6 separate regions of the Homo sapiens genome follow, and all the other regions are linked to region 6. A link is a loop called in an ENCODE intact Hi-C map of the cell type or tissue named here. Cell type or tissue: B cell. All regions are shown on one strand. Region 1 overlaps SYK (spleen associated tyrosine kinase). Region 2 overlaps SYK (spleen associated tyrosine kinase). Region 3 overlaps SYK (spleen associated tyrosine kinase). Region 4 has its middle 100 kb from the start of MIR4290HG. Region 5 has its middle 190 kb from the start of MIR4290HG. Region 6 has its middle 27 kb from the start of SYK.

Evidence for each region. A loop is a pair of places that touch in the nucleus more often than their neighbours do. Peaks named below come from ENCODE experiments on the same cell type or tissue, not always from the same donor. Only the 100,000 strongest peaks of a DNase experiment are listed, where the experiment ranks them.
Region 1: it touches region 6 in a loop (8-fold over the local background); 16 of 110 quality-filtered maps call a loop at or near these places.
Region 2: it touches region 6 in a loop (4-fold over the local background); 4 of 110 quality-filtered maps call a loop at or near these places.
Region 3: a loop joins it to region 6, with 5 times the contacts of the local background. A loop is called at or near these places in 4 of 110 quality-filtered maps.
Region 4: a loop joins it to region 6, with 22 times the contacts of the local background. A loop is called at or near these places in 15 of 110 quality-filtered maps.
Region 5: it touches region 6 in a loop (6-fold over the local background); 7 of 110 quality-filtered maps call a loop at or near these places.

What each region holds. Positions count from the first base shown.
Region 1 is chr9:90,868,274-90,873,273 of GRCh38, forward strand. The region is part of intron 7 of SYK (spleen associated tyrosine kinase); the gene reads left to right. Among named protein-coding and RNA genes, the nearest start is that of SYK, 69 kb to the left of the region's middle. In B cell, CTCF peaks have their summits at 2,948 (motif pointing left) and 3,147; a DNase peak (open chromatin) is centred at 2,948; H3K27ac peaks cover 2,829 bases.
Region 2 is chr9:90,835,523-90,840,522 of GRCh38, forward strand. All of the region lies in intron 1 of SYK (spleen associated tyrosine kinase), which reads left to right. Among named protein-coding and RNA genes, the nearest start is that of SYK, 36 kb to the left of the region's middle. RefSeq lists enhancers at 3,783-3,832, 3,873-3,932. In B cell, a CTCF peak has its summit at 2,771 (motif pointing left); DNase peaks (open chromatin) are centred at 2,782 and 3,847; H3K4me3 peaks cover 318 bases; H3K27ac peaks cover 3,831 bases.
Region 3 is chr9:90,825,104-90,830,103 of GRCh38, forward strand. All of the region lies in intron 1 of SYK (spleen associated tyrosine kinase), which reads left to right. Among named protein-coding and RNA genes, the nearest start is that of SYK, 26 kb to the left of the region's middle. In B cell, no CTCF peak of the experiment used is centred here; DNase peaks (open chromatin) are centred at 1,538 and 2,248; H3K4me3 peaks cover 3,870 bases; H3K27ac peaks cover 4,946 bases.
Region 4 is chr9:90,139,080-90,144,079 of GRCh38, forward strand. No RefSeq gene overlaps it. Among named protein-coding and RNA genes, the nearest start is that of MIR4290HG, 100 kb to the left of the region's middle. In B cell, CTCF peaks have their summits at 2,844 (motif pointing right), 3,146, 3,686 (motif pointing right) and 3,887; DNase peaks (open chromatin) are centred at 2,862 and 3,692; H3K27me3 peaks cover 424 bases.
Region 5 is chr9:90,224,536-90,229,535 of GRCh38, forward strand. No RefSeq gene overlaps it. Among named protein-coding and RNA genes, the nearest start is that of MIR4290HG, 190 kb to the left of the region's middle. In B cell, CTCF peaks have their summits at 2,397 (motif pointing right) and 2,596; DNase peaks (open chromatin) are centred at 2,364 and 2,676.
Region 6 is chr9:90,772,619-90,777,618 of GRCh38, forward strand. No RefSeq gene overlaps it. Among named protein-coding and RNA genes, the nearest start is that of SYK, 27 kb to the right of the region's middle. RefSeq lists an enhancer at 2,089-2,148. In B cell, CTCF peaks have their summits at 1,189 (motif pointing left) and 2,249; DNase peaks (open chromatin) are centred at 1,283, 1,653 and 2,233; H3K4me3 peaks cover 516 bases; H3K27ac peaks cover 1,418 bases.

The DNA.
Region 1 (5,000 bases), 96 kb after region 6:
AGATTACTCACAGTGGCTAAAGAAATACCTAGAAAATAAGTTTTGGTGCATCTTTAGACTACAGGAGAACATGTCAGAAAAAAGTTGAAGAAAATATCAGTGACCACCTAAAAATAAAGAAGTATATGTGTAGATAACAACCATAACATCATCAAAAGAGAAATGAGAAACTGGGAGTAAGTAGCACTAATGCTGACACATAGATTAATAGCTTTAATATACAAAGAGATTCTAAAAATAATTAACAAAAATATTAACTGTCTACTAGGATAATTGGCAGGGAATATCAGTAGTAGTTTATAGTAAAGCAAATATAAATAGTTCTTAAACATATGAAATGTTGTTTAACTTCATGAGAAGAGAAATGCAAGTTAAAACTATGGTGCTTAACTGTGTCCACCTATGATCCAAATTTTAAAAGCTTGATAACACTGTAGTAAAGGCATGGTAGATAAGCACTTTCACTCTTCCTTGGGGAAGTCTGAAATGATGCAATCTGTAAGAAAGGCTCTGCAATTTTATTTCTAAGTATGTACAGATATTCTTGCATTTGTGTGAAATCATGTACATGTGAAGGTGTTTTTTCCAAAATTGTATAATTGACAAAGTCTGATAATAATTTAAATGCCTATCAATGGAAAACAAATGAAATTGGTTACAGTAAAATTGCTACTATGGGAGGCAGCTGAGATCTAGAATTGTTTTCAAAATATAATTTTAAGTGTAAAAGTCAATGTCCTGCAACACACACATACACATACATATATGCAGAATGTGTTGATATCGTATACAGTATCCTAGAAAAATACAGAAAATGCTGGCAATGCTGGTTGCCTCTGGAGTAAGAGATGGGAATGTTAAGAAATCCCACTTTTCATTGTAAACTCTGTTGTATCTTTTTAAATTTGAACCTGTTAAGAAATTTTAATCAATTTTTTTAAAACAGAAAATTAAATAGTAGAGAGTAATTAATCTGATTAATATTGTGAAAATACCTTTCTGGCAAAAAAAAAAGTTTGCTTTCTATTTAAGTTTAGAAGAACTTTAAAGTATACATTGAATTTTTTATAGAAATAAGAAACTGGAAATAAATATTACTAATGATGACACATATATAAGGCCAAAAATATCAACAGATAATTTTTAAAAGATCAAGGTTGTAAGGTTTAAGCTATAGATTAAAAATATTTTAATTGCTTATCAGAAATATTTTAGAGCTAATATGTATATTTTCACAAACAAATGGGGAACTTTCCATTATGTAATCAGTCATGAGAAAAGAATTGTGAGAATTATGTCAAATGTCCCATCATGTTAGCTAAGAGATAAATAACTTTCTTGAACTTGTTAATTTGCTCAGTGTACATAGTTGTTTTAATAATTCAGGCACAAAAAATACATGTTAGAACTTGAACTACCTATAGCATCTAGATAGTTAATGAAAAGTATGTTTAGATTTGAAGATGATTATGAATCAGATAATTTAAATTTTTCATAAAATTACTAACAGGCTGATGCATTTTAAACTTGTCTTTAGAAATTAGTAGCTTACTGCCAAGCACAGTGGCTCATGCCTATAATCCCAGCACTTTGGGAGGCCGAGGCAGGTGGATCACTTGAGGTCAGGAGTTCAAGACTAGCCTGGCCAATATGGTGAAAACTCATCTCTATTAAAAATACAAAAATTAGCCAGGCGTGGTGGCACACGCCTATAATCCCAGCTACTCAGGAGGCTGAAGCAGGAAAATCACTTAAGCCTGGGAGGTGGAGATTGCAGAGATCGTGCCATTGCCCTCCAGCCTGGGAGACAGAGCAAGACTCTGTCTCAAAAACAAAAAAAGAAAAGAAAAGAAAAGAAATTAGTAACATACTTATAAAGTATAAACAAAATTAACTTAAGAATACAACTAGTAGTCTTTAAATGAATTAAACCCCTCCCAATATTAGTCCTGGAATTTCTTTCTCTGCTGCTTTAAGCACAGAACCTTATCCTTCTTTTATGGAAAATAGGTGGAAATTAAACAGCAACATCTCTAAAAAGACTTCCAGGGAACTTTTCAGCTTTGCATTTCAAAGGCACATCCCCTAAGAGGATTAAACTGAAATGTGTCCCAGAATTTCCAATTAAAACCCATTTTTCATGTTTTATTCCAACACATACATTGGTGATTATAATATTTTAAAACTTACATTTAAGTACAGGGCTCAGTGGGAAGAGAAAAAAGAAAGAAACATCCTCAAGTTGTACCCTGTTGCTTGGTAATGCCTTAGTAGACCAGACCCTTGAGAAAATGTGTTTTCATATAATTATAAAGGAACAGATTTTAGATCTTCACTGTAAGAGAACAGTAATTGCAGAGGTCAAGTGTTATTTTCATGGATCTCAGAGCAAAGCTAATAGTAGCCTATTCCCCAGCCAACAGTCTGCCCTCGCCTGTGGGGGTCTACTGAACCAGGGTAATTCCACCAAAAAAAGGAAACCAAACCTAGTTTATTGCAGCCAATATTTCTAAAGCCAGCTGGCTCTTTTGTCACTATTATTGTGATGACTAATGACTGTATTGTCATCTGCATTACTGCTGTTGCCTAATTTGAAAATGGCCCAAGAATCTGGGAGTAAAAATTAAGATCTAGTAAATGGATGTTAGGACACTTGGCAATACTCTGGAATCAGGAAACTCTGAATGGACCTATCAGTTCCACAGACCAATAATTTTTTCCTCTTTTGTTCACTTTTGGATCACCAGCTTTTAAACATAGGCACTCAAAGAATGCTTGTCAAATACATTTTCTATTCGCAGTTAAACCTTACCAATAGGAAATCAGGGATAATAATTTATAACTGGACTTATTATTGCAGAGTGATATCCTTACCTGAATTTATAAAATTTAAAGAAAAGTCACCAGTTGTTCTTTTGGAAGGTAGAAAGCGAAGGTGGCTAATGCCATCTAGCGGTGGACTGAAGGTTTGAGCCTGTTCTGAGTATTAGCAAAAATGAAGAAAGTGGAATGGTCAACATTTCATTTACACCTTGTTGCTCACTGTGCAGAACAGATGACACTTATTGATTGGGACAGAATGGCTCTCTCAAATGCAAACATAAAGAATAAAAGGTTAATAGTAATGTAGACCGGAAATATATTTTTTATTAAAATTAAATGTCATTACATTTTTTAAGAATAGTATTTTTACAATTTATCATTATGCCACTGTGCTCATTCTTTACAAACTCCTCAAATTTTTCTTTTTAACTGAGCATTTTCTTTTAGAGATTGTTTTGGTTATTGTTCTACTAAGTGGCATATTCACCAAGTGCTTTGGGAAAGATGAAGCATGGATTTTGCATCTTCATCTTTATCATAAAGTAACTACTGTTCTTTTAACTGACTCAATAGGAAACCTCCCATTTCTTCCACATTCTTCCAGTTGTGGCATCATTCTTTGCTCCAGTCCTGTTAGTCACCAGAAAGAGATAGGGGCAGGGAGCCCAGGGATCTGGGTAGGAGAGAGTTGATGTGGGGTTGTTGAGAGACATGAGGGTTCTTTGTGGCTTGGCTTAAAAGGCTTATAATCACATAGTGGTCTGTGTTGGGCAGCATGGAAATGAAGCCCCAAGCTTTATTGGCTATAAACGTGGAGTTCTAATTTCCGAGGAAGATCTCCCATCTGTTTCCCTATCCATAAGCCAAGATAGACTAGGGGTGAACAACACACTGCTAGTGAGAGTATAAATTATTTGTGCCCAGGGGTTTAGATTCTCTGTGTCCATCGCTACTAATTCTTACTCATTCCTGACACCCTAGTATCCCTTTCAGCATATTTTGACAACCCCATCTCTGTTTTAAAATTCTTCCCTGCAGGATTCATATGTCAGGGAATTGCGTTCTGGTTTAATTGGAACAAGCCATTTGGAAGTCCTCCTGGTCTGGAGAACATTCTGTGAGGTAGAGAGGCTGCAACCCCAGGATAATGTCCTCAGTGGGAGGGACAGGAGGTCTTATGTCAAGAAGAGGTGATGGTCCCTCTCCTCACCAGTGATGGCTAGTCCGAGGACATCCTTTAATTCCACATCTGTTCAAGTTTTGTCTTTGGATCTCAGAATGTGCCTGCCTGCAGGGAAAATCAAAGGAGTTGAAATGACAGTAAATATTAACCTTGAAAGAGACTTTAAAAAAAATAAAACTATTTTCAGCCTAGAATTGGTTGCGGGAGAAAACTGGGCAAAAGAGGAGGACAGAAAGCCTAGGGGATCACCCAGTTTCTGTCAGGACAGTTTTCCAGAGGCAGGATAATTATATTATAAATCAGAAGTGAAACCACAGCACAGTCCTGTAATCATATGTAAATGTTTAAAAGAAATAGATTGTCATTTGGAATTATTCATTCTTATTTCTCTTCATCAGCATAAAGGCTTGAGAGAGAGCTAATTTTTAAAGCACATTAGATTATACTTCACATCTCCTAGTTTTTAGAAGTGATTTTCATTCATTCACCCATCCATTCATTCATGTGTTTGTTCAACACATTTTTATTGAGCGTCCTTGTGGACGTGGCACAGTTCCGAGTGCAGTGAATAAATGTCTCCCCCTCCTTGAGCTTATATTCTATTTTTATTTTTGATGTGTCATAGTTACTTCTGTTAATCAGTTCAGTAGAAGTGCTGAGATACTCTGTGACAAAACAGATCCCATCGACATCATTTTTACAAATAAGACCAGATGTCCTTTAGCCTTGTCAACAGGCTTGGGCCATGGTGAACAATGTCTGCCTCTGAAGTGCTCAGCAGACCGTGTGAAAGAAGAAGGTCCGGGTGTTTGGAAACAATGGCTGAGTGGCGGTAGTGGTGCATTGTGACCTCATTATTCTGCTTTTGGTTTCTCGCCTTGTAATATGAATAAGGCACATGAGGATTTAGTGTGTGTCATAAGATAAGTGACTGTCACGTTAAGCTTAATGTCTCTGTTTCTGTAACTTTCTCCATAATCTGGCAGTATCTCAT
Region 2 (5,000 bases), 63 kb after region 6:
GGTTGTTTTGGGGAAGCAGAACTGGCTGTGTTCTCTTTGTCCTGTGCACAGTTGGAAGACGGGAAATGGAGGAGGAGAGATGGGGAAGGAGAGATGGGGAATCAGATAAGAAAGTGTTTTCCAACAGAAGCATCGGCACACATTGGAGTGAGTTCCCTTCCCTTAAGAGGCCAGGAGCTTATGTAGGAACCAAGCTCCATCTGAAGCAGCCACAGGGCTGGAGCATCTCGCAGATTAGTTGCCAGGGTTCTCTGATTCTGGCCCTGTTAGCCTCCATCTGGACACACAGCAATTGCATGTTTAGCATTTTTATTACAAAAGCAACATACAATTTTGACCCTTGAACGTTACAGGTTTGAACCATGTGGGTTCACTTATATGCGGATTTTTTTTCAACAAAAATATTGGAAAAAAGTTTTGAAGGTTTTTGACAATTTTAAAAACTTGCAGATGAACTCCATAGCCCAGAAATATAAAAAATGTTGGCCGGGCGCTGTGGCTCACGCCTCTAATCCCAGCACTTTGGGAGGCTGAGGAGGGCAGATCACGAGGTCAGGAGATCGAGATCATCCTGGCTAACAAGGTGAAACCCCGTCTCTACTAAACATACAAAAGTTAGCCAGGCGTGGTGGTGGGCACCTGTAATCCCAGCTACTTGGGAGGCTGAGGCAGGAGAACAGCGTGAACTGGGGAGGCGGAGCTTGCAGTGAGCCGAGATTGTGCCACTGCACTCCAGCCTGGGCAACAGAGCGAGACTTCATCTCAAAAAAAAAAAAAAAAAGTTAAGAAAAAGTTAAGTGTATATTGAATGCACAAAATATATGTAGTCTATTTTTTCATTTACTACCATAAAATGTGTACAACTCTATTATTAAAATTAAAATTTATCAAAACTTACACATAAATACTTATATGCCATTCACAGTCGAGGAAAATGTAAATAAATATAAAGATGCAGTATTAAATCATAATTGCATAAAATTAACTGCAGTACACACTGTACTGCTGTAATAATTTCATAGCCACTTCCTGTTGCTATTGTGATGAGCTCGAGAGTTGCAAGTACCTGCCTAAATCACTGTGTGATGCTCATCATCTCTGTGTGAGCAGTTCATCTCTCCAGTAAATTGCATATTGCAGTAAAAAGTGATCTTTAATAAGTGATCTCTTGCAGTTCTCAAGTATTTTTCATAATGTTTAGTGCAATACCGTACAACCTGAATAACACCATGGGTCCCATGTGAAGGGTCACAGTGAGGCTGGAAGTGCTCCCAAGAAGTCATGACATTATAAGAAAAAGCTGAATTGCTTGATGAGGATTGTAGATGGAGGACTGTAGCCATGGTTGCCTGCCATTTCAGATGGATGAGTCATCTTGTAAACAGATGACAGTAAATTTATGGTATTGATAAATACAGTACAGTATTGTAAACATATATTCTATTCCTTATGATTTTCTTAATGACATTTTCTTCTCTAGCTTACCTCACTATAAGAATATAGTATATGATACATATAACATGCAAAATATGTGTTAATCAGTTATTTATGTTATAGGTAAGCCTTCTGGTCAACAGTAGACTATTAGTTAAGTTTTGGGGGAGTCAAAAGTTACACATGAATTTTTACTACAGGGTGGGTGGTCAGCATCCCCACATTGTTCAAGGGTCAGTTGTATATTCACTGTGGAAATCCTAAAAAGCAAAGAGCAACATGTTTCCATCAAGCAGGATTTTGCCAGCCTCTGGTTAAACCCTGAAGCCTGAGCAAGGCAGTGAAATCTCCAGACCTTTGGGGCTCACATTTTAGGGAAAGGGCAGGTTTGTGTTGATGCTACAAAGGTAATAGATGCTTTTGAGAAGTTAACTATGTGCGGGGGTGGCCAAGGTAGGCCGAAGCAGCACCTGAGACTGGATCATCATGATGCAACTCTCTGAGTAAAGGCCTGAGAAGGAGGAAGCCAAGCAGGAGGCAGGAGAGGCCTCAACCTGGAGGCAGAAGCACAGTGTGGTGGAGATAGTGAGCAAGGTGAGGTTGCAGGTCTCGGGCCTGGTCAAGGAGAGCCTTGTGGAGGAGCAATGAAGATTTGCGATGTGATGTGGATGGAGAGGTTCCTTGTGAGCCTCACTCCACCTTCAGGGTAGGGAATTGTCAGTAAGGAAAGGAAGGACCAGGTGAGACTTCCAATACCTGAGAGATGGCGGTGGCTTCCACGAGGGCAGCCTCAGGAGCTATGGGGAGACATGATGGCTTGGGAATATATTTTAAAGAAAAGCTACTCAGAGGACCTGGAGACCAGCTCATCTAACCTGCTTCAAGATTCTCCATCCCTGTGACTGCATCAGATGGAGCTCAGCTCCTGCACAAGCTCATGGCTTCCCTGCATCACTGTGAGTGGCCAATGCTTCTGGTAGAAAGCACATTCCTTTCTGACTTGGTGAGAGGGAAGACTCCTGAAAGCAGCCAGGGTCTCATCCTCAGCAACTGTGGTGCTCAATGTCATTTCCTCAATTAGGAGAGACTGAGGGAGGAAGAGATTTGCTGAGGGAGTGGCAGGAGGAGTCAAAAGCCTCATCTGGAGTATGTGGAGGTCAACTTGTCTGTTACACATCCAAGGGGGGACGTCAGATAAGCAGACATGCAGATCAGGAGCTCAGTGGAGAGAAATAAATACCCATTAACCAACAAATATTTTTGATGACTTATTCTGCACTAGGAGCTGTTCCAGGCATGGTGATATGGCAGTGAACAAGGTCATCCTATTCTCACCTCCCAGAGCTGGCCCTCTGGTGGGAAGAACAAGACAATACTCAAATTCAACAGTGAATCATGATTTAAAGGGCTGCTGCCTTATGGAGATGTGCTGCAGAGAAAAATTAGGCAGGGAAGGGAGGTATGCGGCCCAGGACATTACAGAAGATTATTTCATGTCAAAAAACATTTTTCTACAACTAAGTGCACATTTAACTTGTGTCACAAAAAAGGTCTCAAAAGAGCAAGGGATTTGCAGTGTTTTCAGGAGCTCACCAGACACCTGAAAACCCTCCTTGCTGAACCACTACCTGCCCAGGTGTTCACTGAGGTGCCAGACCCAGCAGGCTGAGGGGTACAGGTGGAGTTAAGGAGGAGCTAAGTGGCCTGGTTTGTTTCTCAGTTTCGTGCTTTGGAATGAAGTAGTGTCACACATGGAAAAAAATAACTGGGAATGTTGAATTAAGAAAAAATAGGGAGCAAGTTCTAAACACTATTTGGAAGAAAATGATCCCTGGGAATGCTAAAGAGAATTTGAGCCATGAGCTGTTCCTGTAGTCAGAGTTAAGCATTGTGAGTTGGCAAAAGCATCAGGCGGGAAGGACTGAGTCTGTGTGTGCAGGAGGAATGCCTGCAGGGGAAAGTCACGGGCTCCGTCCCTGTCTCAGTTGGTGGGGGTGGCAGAGATGCCACAGCCGTGGCCAAGACTACGCTGGGTGAAAAGTGAGACTCTCTGGATTTGCCATACTGACTGAAAGCTGATATCTGAAAAGTGGAGCTGAGAACAGCAGCCTGGGCCACTGTGGGCAGTGACTGGAATGGAGATGGCCATTTCCTGCCAAGGTGGCCTGAGAAAGAGGAGGTTGGAGACCAGGACAAGGCCCCGGGTGGGTGCCGGTGGGTGCCAGTCCTGAGAAGGTATGCACAGGAACACCATGGACATTGTTTATTCCCCCAATTAAGTAGCCCAAAAATGTGCCATAAGCTGTCCTTGCAGTGAACCAGTGATTCTGCCCAAACCATCACCACCAACATACCCAGGTCAACTCCGGCACAGGAAGTCACATGGCCAGAAAAGGGCCATCAGCCACATCGGTGCTGACACTGAGTGCAGCACATTCTTCTGCCACCTGCTTGCGAACATATCTGCAATGCACCATCAAAGCCACACAGAGTGTCCCTGGCGTGTGCCTGGAGGTTGCTCCGGGTCTGCAGATGCTCCCCAAGACCCGACCACAGCCTGTCTCACTTCCTTTCCATTCACTTCAATATGGGATTCATGCCCAAGTGCCAGCACCGATGTAATGATTAGTGACAAGCCAATGAATTTTTAAAATAGTAGCTATGTTAAGATTTATATGAATTAAAAAGTATTTGCTCTCATTTTATTTAAAATTTTGTTCCTACAAAGTTACTGTCTCAGTTTGAGCTGATGGTGCAGTCTGCTGTTCTGCAACTACATAAAAAGTAACCTGGGCCCTGCAGAGGGGACACAAGCATCGGGGCCAGGTACACAGTGACAGGGGTATTTGAGCTGGGTCTGTAAGGATGACTGAGATGGCTGGGAGGAAGAGCTGCACGCCTCAGCAGAAAGCACACGTGGTGAGAACAAGAAGGGAAAGCCACAGCATCCCGGTGCAGTCCAGTGTGGTCTGTGGACTGGGCATGTTGGAATAGGCAGGAAGGGCTGATGTGCGCTTTGAGGGAGGACCGGGCAGCTGGAGAGGGAGGCGTCAGGAAGCAGGAGGGCAGAAGGTGAGGAGTGAAGGGCAGCAGTGGAAAGGACAGGGTTACGCCAAGCAGTGGTCATGGATATGGGCAGTAAGGAACATGCACCAAGGGCGCCTGGAAAACGAACCTTAGAGAACGCAAGTCCTGCGGAGGACTCCTGGGTTCCTGGCTGGGACACCGCCTGGGCAGGGAAGGCAGAGAAGATGGAGAACCTGGTCTCAGGTGGCATCAGAACCCAGCATCCGCATCACCAGGATTGCAGGAGCAGCAGCGTCTCAGGCCCTGGGTGTGTCAGAGCCCCCAGGCCACGTGGAAGTATGAGACGTGCTGGGCTGCAGGGGAAACAATGGAAATGAGGTTGGAGGCCCGAGAAGACCCACTGCAGGAAAAGGGTGGAGTGGGGGAAAAGCAGGCTGGGGGCAGTGGCTGGCCTGCAACAAAAGCATTGTAGAATGCAGGCGTGAGCCACCGCGCCCGGCCAAGGCGGGCAGATCATGAGGTCAGGAGATCGCGACCAT
Region 3 (5,000 bases), 52 kb after region 6:
ATAGCACCAAAAAGACAAAAAAAAAAAAACACAAGAAAATACTTAGGTATAAATCTAACAAAATATGTACAGGATCTGTATGCAGAAAACTACAAAATAATGATGGAAGAATCAAAGAAGATGTAAGTAAATGGAAAAGTAGTCCATGTTCGTACATTGGAAGACTCAATGTTGTTAAAATGTTCATTCTGCCAAGCTTGATCTGTAGATTCAACCCAATCCCAATCAAAATCCCAGCAAGCTGTTTTGTAGCTAATGATGAAATGATTCTGAACTTTACTTGGGAAGGTAAAAGATCTAGAATACCCAACACAATACCCACTAAAAAGGACAAAGTTGGAGGACTCACACTACTCAATTTCAAGTCTTACTAGAAACAGATACAATTTCTGCCCTTATGGGACAAACAGACATTCATCAAAAATTCACATGCTAGAAAGTAAAGGTAAATTAAGTCAAAACAGTGGTCAGTGGTACAAAAGGAAAGCATGTTAGTTTTGACTGTGGGGACAGGGACATGTTTATCCTGAGCTCAAAGGGTAGCCTGGACAGTGGAGGATTTTTAGCAGAGAAAAGGGCCACAGCTTAGAACATGTAGGAAGGGAGCAAGGTGGGGGCACTGACAGCCAGAGCTACTCAAAAGAGATGTGGAGGAAAAGGATGTTATGTGGTTTTGGAGACAAGTAGGCATGTGTGGGAGGCTGAGACGTGAGATGGGAGGGATTGGCAAGGGGTTGACTTTCAGCAGTGTAGAGAAGGGAATGATCTAAGAGAGCTTGGATTTTCATCTTCATAAATGGATGGAGCTCTTGGGCCAAGGTTCTCAAACTTGAGCCTTTAAAATACAAAACCTAGAGCTTCACCCCAGAGTTTCTGATTTGGCAGGTCAGGGTGGAACCCTAAGAATTTTCATATCCTCCATGTTTCCTGGTGATGCTGACATTGCTGGTCCAGAGACGCACATTGAGAACCCAGCTCCAGGGAACAAGAAGGAGCTCCAAGTTAGGCAGGAAAGCCCCAAGCTTACATTTGGATGGGTTGACTATGAGGGCCTTTGCACTGCCACCTGAAGATGGTAGCTAAGAGAAGAGGCAGGCTTCAAATATTGGCTCCACCACATACTGTGTGTTCTTCAGCAAGCCAGTTGACCCTCCTGAGGCTCGATGACCAGGTCTGTGAATTGAGGATAACAATAGTATCTACCATTAGGGATGTTGTGCACATCAGTTGATAACCTTTGAGTCAAGTACTCATGGAATAGCTGTTTTGCATTATCCTCATCACCTTCATCATCATGGCCATTCTGGCCAGCACTAAAGATGTACAGCCAACCTCTTCTGTGGCTGAAGTTTATCTTCTATAAAATGAGAACTTGTTTTTCATGAAGCTGTCATTTTCACAAGTTTGGGGTGCAGGTGCAGATTGCCTACTGTTGTGTTTCTGAACACTTCCCTCGCGAGGCTCCTAACCCCACCCCAGTAAACTCATCAACATGACTCCTTCCAGCTTCTACAGCTCTGGAGAGGGTTCCTTTTTATCTTGCGTTTCCAGGGATGTTTCACGGCCTTTTGTGGAGTGGGCCCTGGCTGAGCTTCTGGCCCTTCTTGAGTGTGGAGGATGTCACAGACTGCAGTGGGAAATTAAAAAGCTGCTTGCTTCACAGAGTAAGGGAATGTTAGTAGATGCTTGAAAAGTACCCTGAGGGAGCTGGTCAGAGGTGCTCTGTAAAGTTGCATCTGTTGCTAGCACCATGAGCAGCTGTCTGACCAGGAGGCCTGGGAACAGGGACAGAGAGAGCTGGCACCCTTCTTTCCTCTGCCCTACACATTGGCCTTTCCGCCATTAAGACCATCTCTGCTTGACTTTTTCAGTCTCCTGGCTGGCAATTAGCATCTTGAGGTCTCCATTAAGATCTTTTCAAGGATGCTCTTCCTATTTGGTTCAATCTTCTGGTTGAATTTGATACATGTTATGATGTAGGACTTTTTAAAAAAACATAAAACAATCAGGAAAACCTCGCTATACCCATTCCAGCAATTCAAGACCAAGTTCATTTTTGGTAAAAACACTTGGGAAAGGGCATTTCCAGGCTGGCTAAGCACTAAATGGCACAGCCCTGTCCACTGACTCCCTCCTCAACTGGTGTGTGTTCTGGAGGGATCCATGTCTCAGAGCATTACTTCATTTTGAATGTGCAATTAAAAGAGGCCCCGTGCTGCTGGGGATCTCACACTTCTGCTTTCTGGTTTGTTTTGCATGCTGACACTTTGAGGAAAAGCCCATTTCCCTAATTACAGACATCGTCCAGCAGCAGGAAGCACTCTGGCTTGTTGATGCCTGTCTTGTGCTTTCTCTCTGTTTCAGCTGTTTTCCTTTTAAGATACTCCTCTCAGATTTGTGTGCTTCTTCCCTTCCCACATTCTATACTGCCCAGCGCCTGGGATTCCAGATCTGCGTTTGAATCCAGGAAAGGGAGGTAGGTCAAATTTGTGGGAATCAAGCATATTTAGAAACCCTAACCTCAGGCTCTGCGCATCTGTGGGTGTCTGTAGGAGGGATACTTAGGTTTCATGCCTGCATCTGCGTTTCCTCTCCTCTGCCGCTAACATTCTTCCACTGAGCACATGTCCATCTTGAGCTGGAAGGTTTAGCGGTTTGCCATCTTGTCTTGCCTGCAGTTATGATGCAGCTAAAGCATCCTTCTCTCCTTCCTATAACCTATGCCACTTTGCTTTAAGCATTGAGTATATTTATGTCTCAGGTTTATGAAAGACAATTATAAAATCTCAGGAGACCATCATAAGCTCCTGTAATATCTTGCAGTCCTGAGTCACCCACAATTATTTTTTAACTGGCTAGGAAAAAGAATGCTAGCGATTTTTTTTAAATAGACATTCAGTAAAACTCTAGATATTTCTTAATCCACATTTACTGTGTCCTTTTTGCTTAAGTCAGGTGTTTTGGTTTCTCTAGCAGCTGCAGGATCCCCATAAAGATTATGCTCATAAGGTAGTGATGGAAAAGTAAAATAGAGCCTGAAAGCGGGAAACTTCAGCAAGGCACTAAGGCACAGACAAGAGATGTTAGGTCTGCCGGCTGTTGTCATTGCAGTCTGCTGTGGCCTCACCCCCGCCCCCCCCCCCGCCCCGCCCAGGCCTTCACAGCTGAGTAGGAAAGGATCTTGGGATGGGTACCAGGGCAGGATCAAGGAAAGCCTGCAACTGCGCTGCCCTTCTCATCATCCATATGTGGTTTGCCCAGATAAAAGCAATATAGTAAGATCTATCAGGCATATTCAACGTGAGTTCTTTTTTCTAGCATCTTGTTGGTTGTTTGTGTTTTTCCCCAGAGAAGAGTGAGTGATGAGGTGGCCCTGGGACATGGTAGATGGTGCAGTTCACTGGGGAGACATCCTTGGCCCCACTCAGGGTCAATATGCGCCCCACACCGCTGGCTGCAACCCCACCCTGTCCTCTTCTGCTCAAAAGAGCATGCAAGGGACATTGCTAAGTGGCAATTTTGGTTGCAACCCAGTGTTCTGTTAATTATTCACAAAAGCTAGCTCTCTTTTTAATTACCAATTGTGTGTGCGTTGCGTGTGCGTCCCTTCCCCCTTCTCTGAGCACACCTGTATGATGAGGCATGTACTTCTTCCTGGTGGAGAAGAACTGCAGAGATGTCTCCCAGGTTGAGCCTGCAGCCTGGCCCGGTCACCAGCACAGCACGGTGACTTGACTGTCCTCCCTGGCTCCCTTCCCCACCCGTGGCAAGTGGCAACTTGCTTTCGCTCACACTGAACGTGGTCAACTTGCCTCCCTGTCACACTGTAGCACTTGAATAGGGCAATATTAGATTATAGCAGAGGTTCTCAGACATTAGAGTGCTTAAAAATCACCTGGGAAGCAGGCCAGGCGCAGAGGCTCACGCCTGTAATCCCAACACTTTGGGATGCCGAGGTGGGCGGATCATGAGGTCAGGAGTTTGACACCAGCCTGGCCAACATAGTGAAACCCTGTCTCTACTAAAAATACAAAAAATTAGCTGGGTGTGGTGGTGTGCGCTGTAGTCCCAGCTACTCAGGAGGCTGAGGCAGGAGAATTGCTTGAACCCAGGAGGCAGACGTTGCAGTGAGTGGAGATCGTGCCATTGCACTCCAGCTGGGGTGACAGAATAAGACTCCGTCTCAAAAAAAAAAAAAAATCACCTAGGAAGCTGTTTAAAATTTACCCTTCTTGTCCGTATGCCCTATTTGCTGGGTCTGAGGTGGGCCCAGAACCCTGCTTTCCAGAAGGGAGCCTGAGGGTGGGGTGCCCTGAAGACCACACTCAGGAAGAACCGGACATGTGAGCTTTCATGAGCCAGAGTCCTGCCAAGAACTAGAATCTGCAGGTGGCTTTGGCCAGTCCCACTTAGAGGCAAGAAGACGTGAGGATAGTAGAGAACCTGGAAATCACGCAGTCCCCAGGATGAAAGTGGAACTCTCGGACCAGATCCTTATTCTCTTACTTTCGTGAGCCATTTCTGCCTACCTGTTGTCAGGGAGGCAGGAGGTTCATTTTTCTCTCACATGGTGCCTGACATAATGACTTGCACGTGATAGATGCTCAACAAGCATATTGAATGAATCAATCAGTTAGATTGTAAATTAAATGCACCAGATGGGCTGGTTGTTTATTTATAACTACACAGTTAACATTTATATTAACATAATGTTAACACCAAAGCGTAATATCTGTTTTCTGTGTTAATTATGGCAAGGTGGGCATAGAGAAGAGATTTCTGAGTGTCTTTTGCAGAGCTTGAAAATGTCTATGTGTTGGTTGAGATAGATCAGCCTTTACTTGATGCACTTTCAATCTTTTAAGTTCTGAAGGCACAGCAAGAGAATTTGGTGTTGAAGGTTTGGATAATGTTTTCAAGTATTTCAATATCCCTCTATTTCTAAACATTAGTAAAAATCATGCCTCATGCTACCATCCTTAGCTTCACTTTGTGTTTCT
Region 4 (5,000 bases), 630 kb before region 6:
CGGCTCCTGGTGGCTTTGGTAAGAAGCTGATTGTGGACAGAACTGAATGCGTAATTTATTCAGAACAAAATGAAAATATGAACACTTTTACAAAATACATGAATAAAAGTGCCGTTAAAGGTGCTAACATATCATGTTTTTACATTTTCCATAGTTTTTCTCTTGACTTATCATGATGTTTTCAAATGTGCTATTTAATGTCATAATAAGTAAAGACAAATTACCATTATTAATTATTAGCATGCATTTTACCATTCATCTTTACATAAAATTGGCAGTTGCATTTTGTAGCTCATACATGCATATGTATTTCATTCTTACCAGAATGGTGGAAATGCTGCACAAAATAAAGTCAATTGCTTTTATTTCACTTCATGATATGCACACTTTCTACCAACTCTCTACCTTTGGCTGACTAATGAGTGAGAAGCACTCAAGGAAAAGAAACGTGGGTTGCTCTTTCCTTCCTTTCCTCCTAAGTCATTATTTTCAAAGTATGTGGTTGCCTAATACAGGGAGGTACCTCAGGTAAGAAGGGACAGGATAGGGTGCTTTGGTTGTTTGGTTTTTTGGTTTTTTGGTTTTTTTGAGACGGAGTTTCACTCTTGTTGCCCAGGCTGGAGTGCAATGGCGTGATCTCAGCTCACCGCAACCTCTGCCTCCCGTGTTCAAGCAGTTCTCATGCCTCAGCCTCCCGAGTAGTTGGGATTACAGGCATGCACCACCATGTCCAGCTAATTTTTGTATTTTTAGCAGAGACAGGGTTTCTCCATGTTGGTCAGGCTGGTCTCGAACTCCCGACCTCAGGTGATCCGCCCGCCTCGGCCTCCCAAAGTGCTGGGATTATAGGCATGAGCCACGGAGGCTGGCCGGTTGTTTGGCTTTTTAAAGGCCATTGGCTTCTTTCTGAATTTCAAGCGAGCTCTTGTTTAAACAGATCATGTGCAGCTTCTTGGGGCTGTCTTCACTCCTCTTATTCAGTGGTGAAGGGAGTGAAGATTGGAGAATACTAAGGAAGGAAGACATTTTTGGGGTAGAGAGGTAAAAGTTTTTTTTTTTTCTTTCACTGTTTTTCCTTGGTGGTGGCAGTAAGTGTACCTCACACACTCTGTGTGTCCCTCAGGGGCCTTTTATTTTTTTAAATCTCAAGGAAGTTATGAGCTGTGCCTGGGTCTGGGCAGAGGGCTGAGGCCTGGGCTGCAGGACTCTGGAGCTGCCTACACTCACTGTGGCCCCCACCTTGGCACAGCCCCTGCCCCTGCAAGCCAGGGCTGGGGGACACTGAGCTCTGCACATCCCACCCTGACAGAGGAGTGGAGTCGGGCCAGAGACTGCTCTTCTTCCTGATCTTTCAGATAGTCCTTTCAGCCTGGAAGGGAACTGTTTCCTTCCGCCCTGCTTCTTGAGCAAGGGACCCACGTTGGCTGCCTTGGTTTCCTCAGCTGCCGCTCTCCTATCCTGCTGAATCTGCTCCTGCGTTAATCTCTCTGCCAGGTTCCTCTCTCTGTGCATGCCACCAGCTGCCCAGTGCAGAGTTCTCAGCCCTGCCTCCTGGGCCCTGGCTTTGTCATGGATCACCACTTCCTCTCTGCTTAATGGAACCCTTCCCTGGTTCTTAGGACTCTCGGCTCCTGGTTTTCATCCTTCTTCTCTGAACACTTCTGTGTTTTTCTCCCCGGTCAGGTACTTATAACTCAAATTTATAACCTTGGCTTTCATTTCTAAGCCAAGTGTAAAACCTGCAGGTATAAAGAAAAAAAAACGCACTTTTTTTTGTCAGATATGTTAACATCATATCTGGCACTAATTAGCAAATAACTTTCCAGAAATATGTAACCTGTCAGCAGCATAGCTTCTAATTCCAAAGTTAGTTCTGTCAGTATACATGTAGATCTTGATATAGATCTTTATATAGATACAGACATGCACATAAAATTTCCCTTAGTTCTAGCCATTGGAAAGATCATATCTTAGGGTTCCATCATTATAGATACATCTACAATTCTCCAGGTGACTCGTTTTCACAAAGGAGCAGGTGCCTGTGCACAGGGGTATGACAAGTTGGTAAAGTGAGAAGGCATTCCAGGCAAAGTGCACAGCGCAGGCAAGCACCTGAAGCTGGAGAGAGCCTGCTGTGATGGGGACCGTGGGTAAAGGGAGGTGGATCTGCAAACGGAGACAAGGTTGAGGTCATCCCGTGCCCCTGATAGTACTCTAAGGAATTTAGATGTTAGTTTCAGTGACAAGAACCATTTGAGGATTTTTAAACAAGGGAACGACTTGAAAGGATTCGTGTTAGAATATAGATTTGATCTTTTTAAGGGCACAGAGAACTCTCAAAAGAAAACTCATTCGGGCAGCAGGATATTTAAAGGAGATGTGAAGAAGGCCAGGCACCCCAGCAAAAAGTGACAGGTCAGGACAGAGGCAGCAGGGCGTTGTTGTTTAGGCCTGGGCAGACTGGGGCAGCCAGTAGGGAGCAGTTGCTGGATAGTGGGGGCTGGGGGTTGCGGACGGAACAAGTAGAGGTAATCTAGTATCATATTAAAGAAGATGTATTGAGACTTGTTATTTAAACAGAGCTTGTTTAATCTGTATAAATACCAGTGGTGACATTTTGCTTAAAATGTTAATGTTTTTAGATTTTGCATGTTTCTATACAGCCGCTGCGCACATGACCTTTTTTGTTCCCTTCCCCTCTCCTGCCCACCTTGAGTCTCCTTTCCCCTTCCCTCCCCTCTTCTCCCCTTTTCTGCACTATCCTCTCTGCTCTTACATTTGGTTTTGTTTTTAAATGTTTTACCTTTTAAAGAAAGCGTTGGGTTTCTGATTGCAACTTCTCCTAAATCCACTAGGTGGAAGTAAAGTATGCAATTTTCTTTTTCCCATACCATTGCAACGTGTTTCAAATGTAAACGGGCTCACATTAAATATATGAGTTTTTACAAAAGTGGAAAATATTTATTATATATCCTTTTGGAAATATCAAAAGTCAGATAAACAAACTAAAATTAAACTGTAATGCCTATACCACATTCATAGCTAACCACTCTTTCTCTGCAATTTATTTTAAATTCATATATTTTGTAGTTAATTGGCATCATACTTAAAAAATCGTTTAGTTCCCTAATTTATTTTACCTACCACTGTATCCTAGACATTTTTCTACATTATTCTCAAGACTTTAAAATTGTAATATAAAATTATAATTGATGTATATTGTATATGCCTCTATATCTCCATAGATATAGTGAAGGTTTTATAAATAAGACATTTATAGTCATACATGTACCTGTTTGCCCGCATCTCTGGCCTTTTGAAAGATAGATTCACAGAATTTTATTTGAGAATCAAAAGGAATGGACATTTTTAGGACTCTTGATCTGTTGCATTGTTTACAAAATGGATGAAGCATGTACCTGCTTGTCACAGCTATATCTGAGAGGTCCCTGCCTCTCATTCCCACCCCCCTCTCCCCGCCACCCTCGCCAAATCTAGATCAGTGTCTTTTTCTCGTTAAGGAGTCTTAGTCTTCTGACTTTACTTCCAAAGAGGTAATGGTAAAACAGCTTGGCCAGATTCCTGGATGGACGCTGATGGACTCAACCAAACTAATTTTTCTTCTTTGTGAATTTGCCCAGTGTCATTAATCAGAACAATTTTTGAAAGTAAGAAGAAAGGTATTGGCCAGCAGATGGCGCCCTAGAATAAAACAGAGGTAGATGAAGAAATGTTGATTTTTCTTGCCATGATTTCTCTCTAAGCAATGGTTGAATTTGACATACGTATGCTGTAAGGAAGTTGTTAAGAATAAAAACAGCCAATGCTCAGAGTTAAGAAAATGCAATGGTTTAGCAGGAATCCATCCACGGGAGTACAGAAAGTTGAAAATGTTCAAAATTTAACACTTGGCTGTGCTACATTTATGTTTGCCGGCTTAGGTAGGAGTTTGAATGCTTTCCTAGTGAGGACCCGAGAGCAATGATGAGTCGAGGTCTTCATTCCTAGTCAGGCCTCCTCAAGCTCATATTTTCTGTCTTTTGTGAGGCATTGTTCCTCCTACCATGACCCAAGGGCTTTACACATATACTAAGTAGAAAATCTAATATCTGTGCTTACAATATGTCTTCTCTGTAGTACAGGTATTAAAATTACAATTTCCCTTCTTAAAGATATGGTAGGATCCAATAAAGGAGCACTATGGAGCTTTAAAAATGATGAATATCTCTAAACTTTCACTAGTAACCATGATAAAATAAGTTTTATCAGATCATCATTGTCTAGAGATAGATATATAGAGATAGATGGATAGAATCTATGTATCAACATCTGTGTAATATATGAACGACACATATTCATTTTAGGTTTTCTGGTTGTTCCTGGTGGCAATGGTGATCTGATAAACCTATTTTATCACAGTTACAAGTGGAAGTCTAGAGATATTTATCATTCTTTAAAGCTTCATAGTGCTCTCTTTTGTGGCTGTTTTACAAAATCCCTGTTGGTAAGCACCCTTGCCTTCAAAATGTGATTATTAGAAACTAGCAAATGAAAATTTCCCAGTGCTTTTTTTTATGGTTTTATAATTTTTTGAGGTATAATTGATATGCAAGAAACTACATATATTTAAAGTGTACAATTTAAAAAGCCTTGACAGAAGTACACACCTATAAATCAATCGCCGTAATCAAGATTGCTGACATAACTACACCCCAAAAACTTTCCTTGTACCTCTTTGTACCCCTTGTACCTCCCTCCTTTCTCCTACTTCCATGGCCAAGGAACTACTGATCTGTTTTCTTTCATTATGAATTAATTTTGCTTTTCTAGAATTTTACATATATACTTTTATGTCTGTCTTCTTTCACTTTTGAGATTCATTTATGGTTGCATGTATTAATATTTCATTCCTTTGTGTCATTGTGTGATAGAGCACATTTTGTTTATCCTTTCACTTTTTGATGAACATTTAGATAGCTTCTAATGTTTTTAGTATTTAC
Region 5 (5,000 bases), 550 kb before region 6:
GAGTTTGCAGCGTAACCAGTGTGCTTATTGTAAAGAAATAGGACAGCGGAAGAACAAATGCCCTCAGCTCAAAAGAAAACAAGGTGACTCAGAGCAGGAGGCCCCGGACAAGGAGGAAGGGGCCCTACTCAACCTGGCAGAAGGGTTATTGGACTGAGGGAGACCAGGCTCAAGCGTCCCCAAAGAGCCTCTGGTCAGAATGACAGTCGGGGGTAGAGACATTGATTTTCTTGTAGATAGTGGTGCTGAACATTCGCTAGTAACCGCCCCGGTCGCCCCCTTATCCGAAACGACTATTGACGTCATCGGAGCCATGGGGGTTTCAGCAAAGCAGGCTTTCTGCTTGCTTCGGACTTGCACTGTAGGAGGACATAAAGTCATTCATCAGTTTTGGTACATGCCTGACTGTCCCTTGCCCTTTTTGGGAAGGGACTTGCTCAGCAAGCTGAGAGCCACTCTCTCTTTGACACAGCACGGCTCTTTGCTGCTAAAGTTACCCGGAACGGGAGTCATTATGACCCTTACGGTCCCCCGAGAGGAGGAATGGAGACTTTTCTTAACTGAGCCGGGCCAAGAGCGAAGACCAGCTCTGGCTAAGCGGTGGCCAAGAGTACGGGGGGAAGACAACCCTCCGGGATTGGCCAGTTAAGACTGGGGCCCAGCCGGTTAGGCAAAAACAGGCCCCGGTCCCCAGAGAAGCTCTTCAAGGTATCCAGGTCCATCTCAAGCACCTAAGAACTTTTGGAATTATTGTTCCTTGTCAGTCTCCATGGAACACTCCCCTCCTGCCTGTTTCCAAGCCATGGACCAAGGACTACCGGCCGGTACAGCATTTGCACTTGCTTAATCAAGCTACACTGACTTTACATCCAACAGTACCTAACCCATCCACATTGTTGGGGTTGCTGCCAGCTGAGGACATCTGGTTCACCTGCTTGGACCTGAAAGATGCTTTCTTTCCTATCAGATTAGCCCCTGAGAGGCAGAAGCTGTTTGCCTTTCAGTGGGAAGATCCGGAGTCAGGTGTCACTACGCAGTACACTTGGACTGGACTTCCCCAAGGGTTCAAGAACTCCCCCACCATCTTCAGGGAGACATTGGCTCGAGACCTCCAGAAGTTTCCCACCAGAGACCTAGGCTGCGTGTTGCTCCAGTAGGTTGATGACCTTCTGCTGGGACACCCCATGGCAGTCGGGTGCACCAAGGGAACAGATGCCCTACACCGGCACCTGGAGGACTGTGGGTATTAGGTGTCCAAGACAAAAGCTCAGATCTGCCGACGGCAGGTACCTTACTTGGGATTTACTATCCCACAGGGGTCCGAACGCAGCCCGGGATCAGAAAGAAAGCAGGTCCTTTGCAATCTACCGGAGCCTAAGGGCAGAAGGCAGGTGAGAGAATTCTTAGGAGCTGTGGGGTTTTGTAGACTGTGGATCCCAAACTTTGCAGTATTAGCCAAGCCTTTGTATGAGGGCACAAAGGGGGCGGGCACCGGAAACCTTTGGAATGGGGATCCCAACAACAGGAAGTCTTTCATGAGTTAAAGGAAAAACTTCTGGCAGCCCCAGCCCTGGGGCTACCCGATCTGACAAAGCCTTTTCCATTGTATGCATCAGAGAGAGAAAAGATGGCAGCTGGACTTTTAACCCAAACTGTGGGGCCCTGGCTGAGGCCGGTGGCCTACCTCTCTAAACAACTAGACGGGGTTTCTAAAGGATGGTCCCCCTGTTTGAGGGCCTTGGCAGCAACTGCCCTGCTAGAACAAGAAGCAAATAAGCTGACTCTTGGGCAAAACCTGAACATAAAGGCCCCCCATGCTGTGGTGACTTTAATGAATACTAAAGGACATCATTCGCTAACGAATGCCAGACTCACCAAGCACCAAATTTTGCTCTGTGAAAATCCCTGTATAACCATTGAAGTTTGTAACACCCTACACCCCGCCACCTTGCTCCCGGTATCAGAGAGCCCTGTCGAGCCTGATTGTGTAGAAGTGTTGGACTCAGTTGACTCTAGCAGACCTGACCTCCGGGACCAGGCTTGGGCATCAGTAGACTGGGAACTATATGTGGATGGGAGCAGCTTCTTCAACCCCCAAGGAGAGAGAGATGCAGGGTATGCAGTGGTAACCCTGGACACTGTTGTTGAAGCCAGATTGTTGCCCCAGGCCACTTCAGCCCAGAAAGCTGAACTCATTGCTTTCATTCGGGCCTTAGAACTCAGTGAAGGTGAGACTGTAAACATTTACACTGATTCTCGGTATGTCTTTTTAACCCTTCAAGTGCATGGAGCGTGATAGAAAGAAAAGGGCCTGCCTATTGAACTCTGGGGGAAAACATAGAAAATATCAACAAGAATTCTTGCAATTATTAGAAGCAGTATGGGAACCCCACAAGGTGGCAGTCATGCATTGCAGAGGACACCAGCGAGCTTCCACCTTGCTGGGTTTGGGGAATTCCCGCGCTGACTCAGAGGCTCGAAAAGCAGCATCTGCCCCCTTCCGGGCATCAGTGCTCCCTCAAGCACCTGATCTTGGACCTACTTCTTCTAAAGAAGAAAAGGACTTTCTCCAGGTAGAGGGAAGGACAAGTGACGGAGGGAGGATGGATTCAGTTACCAGATGTGAGAGTAGCTGTGCCACAGTTGCTAGGAGCTGCAGTTGTACTGGCTGTGCAAGAAATCACCCATGTAGGTCAGGAGTCACTGGAAAAGTTGTTAGGCCGGTATTGCTACATCTCACATTTGTCAGCCCTTGCCAAAATGCTGAGGCAGCGGTGAGTTACCTGCCGAGAGCATAATGCGAGGCAAGGTCCAGCCGTTCCGCCCGGCATACAAGCTTATGGAGCAGTCCCCTTTGAAGATCTCCAGGTAGACCTCACAGAGATGCCAAAGTGTGGAGGTACCAAGTATTTACTAGTTCTTGGGCGTACCTACTCTGGGTGGGTGGAGGCCTATCCAACACAAACTGAGAAAGCTGGTGAAGTAAACCCTGTGCTCCTTCGAGATCTGATTCCTAGATTTCGACTGTCCTTACGGATCAGCTCAGATAACGGGCCTGCGTTTTTGGCTGCCTTGGTACAGAAGACGGCAAAGGTATTGGGGATCACACGGAAACTGCATGCCGCCTCCCAGCCTCAGAGTTCCGGAAAGGTGGAGCGGATGAATCGGAGTATCAAAAATAGTACTATTGTCTTCCCCGCTGGATATTTAAAACAACACCACAAGGGGCGTCAAACCACCTGCTAAATTTGAGGGAATGTTATCCTCTCCCCGCCTCCCCCGGCCCCGGATATTAGAGACAATAACACAGGGGTAATGTACACCCACTGCTTTATTGGGAGTAATATCATCCTCTCCCTTCTTGGATATTAGGAACAATATCACACTGTGCGTGTACACCTGTCGTGAAATTCAATGGAATGTCATCCTGTGTCTCCCTGGATATGATGAACAATATCACGGGGGATGTACAACTTCCGAGATATTGGGAGTGATATCATCCTCTCCCCTCTGGAAGTTAGGGACAATATCACAGGGGTAGTGTACAGCTTCTGGGATGTTGGGACTAATATCATCCTCCCGCCCACTGGATATTAAAAACCATATCACAAGGGACGTGTACACACACTTCGATATTGGTATTAATACCATCATCGTCTCCCTCTTTCGATATTCGGTGCCATATTTCAGGTGGGGTATACACCACCTGCAATATTGGAAGTAATATGATTTTCTCCCCCCTGGATACCAGAAACAATATCACAGGGGGGTGTCAACAACCCCTGCGATATTTGGAGGAATATCATCGTCTCCCCTCATGAATATTAAGAACAATATCGTAGGGGTGGGGGGTGTACACCCCCTTTCATATTTGATATCATCCTCTTCCCCCCTGGATATTAGGAACAATATCAGGATGTACAGACCCTGCGACCTTTGCTGTCATATAATTGTCTCTCCCCTAGATATTAGGAAAAATGTCACTGGGGATGTGAACAGCCTTGCGATATTGGGAGTAGTATCATCCTCTCCCCCCTTGCATATTGGGAACAACATCACAGGTGGGGTGTACTGCCTCTGCGATATTGGGAGTAAAATTTTCCTCTCTTCCCCTGGACATTAGGAAGGGTATCAGAGTGGGAGGGTGTACATTCCCTGCCATATTCAACGTAACCTTATCCTCTCCCTCCCAGGGTATTCAGAACAATAAGACAGGAGGGGTGTACACCCCCTGCGATATTGAGAGTCATATCATCCTCTTTCGCTCTGGATATTAGGAACAATATCACAGGGTTATGTACACCCCCTGCGGTACTGGGAGTAATATCATCCTCTCTCCCTGTGGATATTAGGAAGAGTATCACAGGGCTGTGTAAACCCCCTCCAGTACTGGGAGTAATATCATCCTCTCTCCCTCTGGATATTAGGAAGATTTTCACAGAGGTGTGTACACTCCCTGCGATATTGGGAGTAATATCATCCTCTCCAGCCAGGAAATGACTAACAAGGTCACAGGGGAGTGTACTCCCCTTGCGATATTGGGAGTAATGTTGTCCTCCCCAAACCTGGATGTTAGCAACAAGATCACAGAGGGGGTGTACACACCCTGCGACATTGGAAGTAATATGATCCTCTCCCCACCTGGATATTGGGAAAGATATCAAAGCGCGGGTATACATTTACTAAGCTGTTGGGAGTAATATCATTCTTTTCCTTTCTGGATATGATGAAGAATATCACAGGGGTGCTGTACAATTACTTCGATATTGGGAGTAATATCATCCTCTATTTTCCTGGATATTGGGCACAAAAGCACAAAAGGGTGTACAACCCCTGCGATATTGGGAGTAATAGCATACTCTCCTTCCCTGGATGTTAGAAAACAATATCATCAGGGCTGAACACCCCCCGCGATAATGGGAGTCATATTTACTCTTTCACAGGCCATTTGGAACAATATCACAGGGGATGTTTACAAACAGGGGTGGTGTACACCCCCT
Region 6 (5,000 bases):
CCTGTTACATTTACATTTAGGGAGAAGATTCTGGAACCCAACATAGATAGATCAAGGTAAAGAGCATCCCTCCCAGAAGGTTGCCAGGATGCTCTAGAGCTCATGAGATTTGCTCTTGCTGACACTGAGAAGCAGGAAGGAGTAGGAATGGAGAGTGCAGACTTTGAAATCCGCCCATCCGGGGCTGCTTCCCTGCTCTGCTCTCATAGCTCTGTGATCTTGCGCAAGTTCCGTAGCACCTCTGGGTGAGTTTTCCCATCTGTAAAACGGGGATGATGATAATACCTGTAGGGCTGTTGTGAGGACATAACACAGTCATACAGATAAAGCACTTAAAAAGCACCCAGCCCTTAAGCGCTCAAACATTTGTATTCTACATCTTTTGTCAATTGCCTTTGTTTAGAAATGCTCTGGCATGTTGGGTGCTCAAAAGATGTTGACAGTAATTTATTCACTACGACACACCAAGAATTAATGAAATATTGCTAAGAAAATAAAAACTAGTGTTCATCACATCCTGCGATGTGATGTCTCTTCAGAGAACCAGGCGAGGGTATGTGGCCAATGAACAGCCAATGAAGTCACTGTCAGAGTGGCTTTGTCACCCAAGGAGCCCCTACTAGTTTATTAGGGCAATCTGACTTTCAGATCTGAATCCTAGCAGTGTATGGATATAAAAGATACCAAGTCTAAAAATAATAATTATAAAGATCTTAAAAACAACCTGTGACACTCACAAATCCGTTTGACTGGTAATTTTTGAGACATTGGACCATATCTAATACTTGGCAACAGGGCACCACTGTGCTATCATGAAGCATCATCATCAGTTCCAGCGAAGGTGAAATGGTTTCTATTATAGGCATGTTAATAACTTCTATTAATAGAGGCGAGGAAAAGCACAAAACCTTTATCTCTTCTTTTCATGCATGGAATAAAATGAGAACTCTATATTACAAAAAAAAAAAAAAAGATTCCCTTTCTAATGCCATCCAAGGAACAATATTCTAAGTGTGCCTACTGAGACAGGATTTCATCTGAATCTATTGCTATGTATTCTCCAACATCCCCTCCAAGAAGATTAGACCATTTCCAGCTGAGACTGGTTTTTGCTAGCAGTGGTTAGATTTTCACAGTTCCCAGCCCAGGGGAAGGGAGGGTGCCTCCCTGAGACTACATTGCCCTCTGCTGCCCATCCAAGGCCAAGTCAGGTAGGGAAGGCCTCTGGGGAATTACATTTTAAAAAAATAAAGTTTATGAAAATTATACATGAGATTTGCATAAAAGGTGAAGTGAGGTTGTTACAGTTGCAAAGTCTCTCACTCTCCAGGGGCAAAATCAGGAGGTCAGAAGTGCACTTGGAACTATCGGGATGGTGAGGGTCACATAGGAAGTGTGGGTTTGGAGTCAGGCTCACGTTGTGCTGGTACTAGCTGTGCCATCTTGGGCAAGTTGTCAACCCCTCTAAGCATCAGTTTCTCATATGTGAGATGCGATAATCCCTGGGGCCACTTATCCAAAGATTAAAGAATAAAATGCACATCAAGTTGTAAGCAGAGTATGTGACACTTCGTGTTCTAACAAATGTTGGTTATTATTGCTCCAACTTCCTCCTTGCAGATGCAGAAACTGAAAACTCTCAGGACTTGACATAGGGACCCAAAGTCACATGTCTGCCTAGGGATGAGGAGGGGAGTCATCCCAGGCCAAACCTCCCACTGTCCCCAAGGCATCCTGGGCTTTCATGAGCATCTTTAGCTCCATCCCCCAGTCACAACCCATCTCAGTGGACATGTGTCCTGGACACTGCGCCTGGCCTACCCCACTGCCCCACACAAGGAAACATTCCCTGTGGGCTGGGCCTAACGCTTTGCTCACATTTGCCCCCTACAGAGCAGTTCACCTGGAGGGTAGCACAGGTGCTATTCCCAAAAGGCCATGTGAAGCTAGTGCAACTGTCAAAGTGAGGAGGAAATTCCATAGGCCATGAGCAGCTGGGCTGGGGCGGTAGGCTCGAGGGCAGGGGCTATTAATGACTGAACCATAGAAAAGTCCATTTGTCCATTTTTCTATTCATTCACTCCCAAGTATTTTTTGAGCAGCACATGCTAAGCAAGTCTTCTCAGCACTCACATCGAAGAAAAGAGGTGGCCCTGGTCTGCAACACCCTTGGGCACCTGGTAGGAGGCCTGGTTCCCCTTTTATGTGGTTTGTCACACTCTCAGGACTGTGACCAAAACCAAATGAGGGCATTCCCATTAGATCCTGCTGAGGGAGCAGTGCCTCCAGTAAACAAGCTTGAGCAGGTGTGGTTCATATTAACTGAGAACCTCATGCCACCAAACAACACATGTGCTAGCAAGGGTTGCCCACACGTTGCCTCAACACCAGCGCTTGTCCTTCCTGTGTCCTTCCTTCTGGACAGCCACACAGCACTAGGGCCATTGTGCAAGAATCATTCAAATCGCCACCACTAATGGGTTTGGATTGAAATTCCAGAAATAATCCCAGCTTCACTACTTACTACCGGTATTCCTTCAATGGAGTGATTAATCTTTCCTGTCTCCAAATTCTCATTGGATCATGCGAGTGACAATACTTATTTTGCAAAATTTTTGTAAGAATTAAAGACAGAAAATATAAAGCCCCTGGTTGCCTACACAAAGTGGACACTGAGGAAATAGGAGCCATTGTTACTATTTCACACCTAAACGAAATACACGTATGGACAGAGTATATGTATAAATTCACATACACATATTGATGCATATAAAAATATGCATGCCAATTTCTGTTGCTGTATATAAAATATATAGTATTATACTGGAAAAGCGCAAAGAACATACACTGTAGAGATTATAAAAACTAAATATGTTTATCTTGCCAAATACAACGTTTGAAAAGATACTGCTTTGGGTCATGAAGACAGTTGCTTTCTTATCTCTTGAGTTAAGGAAAATATATATTTTATGGAAAGCTATGGAGGTAGCTACTAACTAAAAGCAAGACTTAAACTTCTTTTGAGGAATAAAATCAGTATCCTCATTTTTTTAATATTCTGAGGAAATAAAAGAGAAATCACATGTATGAATACATAGTTTAGGTCAACTTACATTTCTGCAATGTAGGATGCTGTAACCATGCTGTAGAAATATACTCCTACTAAAACCCTCAGCAGTCATCCCTTCCCCACCCCGAAAAAGAAGGTGTTTTTCAGTAGCATCTGCTACTTTCAGATGGTCAAGTGATGGCAGAAGTGATTTACAGTAACCACGTGCGTAAGGATATAGGGGCAGCCTAGCCTATGATCTCAGGAGCCAGACTGTCTGGCTCTGCCACTTCCTAGATGTCTGATCTTGAGAACCTTTTCTGCCAACCTGTGCCTCAGTTTCCTCTGCCAGAAAATGTAAAGAATAGCACCCTGACCTTATTTCAGATTTAAATGAGTTGATGCTTAGAGAACAGAACATAATTAGCACTGTTTGTGAAATAATGCTTTTTGAATTTATTGGCATTTTAAAAGTCCTTCAACTGAAAAGAGACCTCAAAGACTCTTGGAGAAATTGCACTTAACAATAAGGAAATAGGATACTTTATCAACCCAATAAGGAGCATCTATAGAAAACTTATAGCCTGTGTCATACTGATGGTGACATGAACACTTTTCCCTAAGATGAAAAAGGAGGTAGAAATGTTCACATCCACCAGTTCTACTCAAGGTTGTACTGGAAGTTCTAGGCATTGCTATAAGGCAAGAAAAATAAATAATTAAATAAAAAATATAAAGCTGGAAAAGGAAAATAAAACTTCCTCCATTTGCAGATGACAGGACTGTTTACATAAAAAAAACTAAGGAATTTACAAAGAAACCACTATAACACAAAAGTGAACTTACTAAGGTCTCAGGATACGAAGTAAATATATAAATTTCAATTGCATACTTATATAATATCAATAAAAAATGGTAAATGAAACTTACAAAAAAACCACATACCATTTTATAATAATATAAAATACTTAGAAATAAGTAAAGATGTGTAAGACCTGTACACTGAAAACTATAAAACATCACTAAAAGAAATTAAAAAGGACCTAAATTAATGGAGAGTTATACTATGTTCATAGATGGAAAGATTCACTATTGTTAAAGTATCATTTCTCCCCAAATTTACCTATATATTCAATACAATACCAACCAAAATCCAAAGAGGGCTTGTTTGTAGAAATTAACAAGCTAATTTTTTAATATTTATATGGAAATGAAAAAGACCTACAATAACCCAAACAGTCTTGAAAAATAAAATAGGGAAATAAATACCTAATTTCAAGTCTTAATGTAGTATGGTAATCAAGACAGTATGGTATTGGTGTAAGGATGAATAGATAATTAAACAGAATAGAAATTCCAGAAGTAGACCCACATGTATACAATTACAAGATTTTTGACAAAAGCATCAAAGCAATGAAAAAGGGAAAAGGAAAGTCCTTTCAAGAAATAGTGCTGAAACAACTGGATATTTGTGTAGAAAATTAATAACTCACTTCCTATTTTACACTATACAAAAAATTAATTCAAGATGCATCAGAGTTCTATTACACATAAAAGCAATAAAATTTCTCAAAATAATAAGAGAATATCTAATGTGGTAGGCAAAGTGTTCTCAGGCTGGTAAAAAACAGCACTCATCTAAAAATAAGAAAATTGTTCCATTTCATTTAATCAAAATTAACTTCTGCTTATCAAAAGACAATGATAAGAAAATGAAAAAGGTAGCAGTAGATTAGGAGAAAATATTTGCCAAATATGTATCAGACAAATGACTTCAATCCAGAATATATCTTTTATAGTTCTACAAATTAATAATCAAAAGACAATCTAATTTTTAATGGGCAAAATATTGGACAAACACTTCATAAAAAATAACAGAAAAGAGTTCATAAGCACATAAAAATATGTTCAACATCATTGGTCATCAGGACAACTAAGACCACAGTGAGAT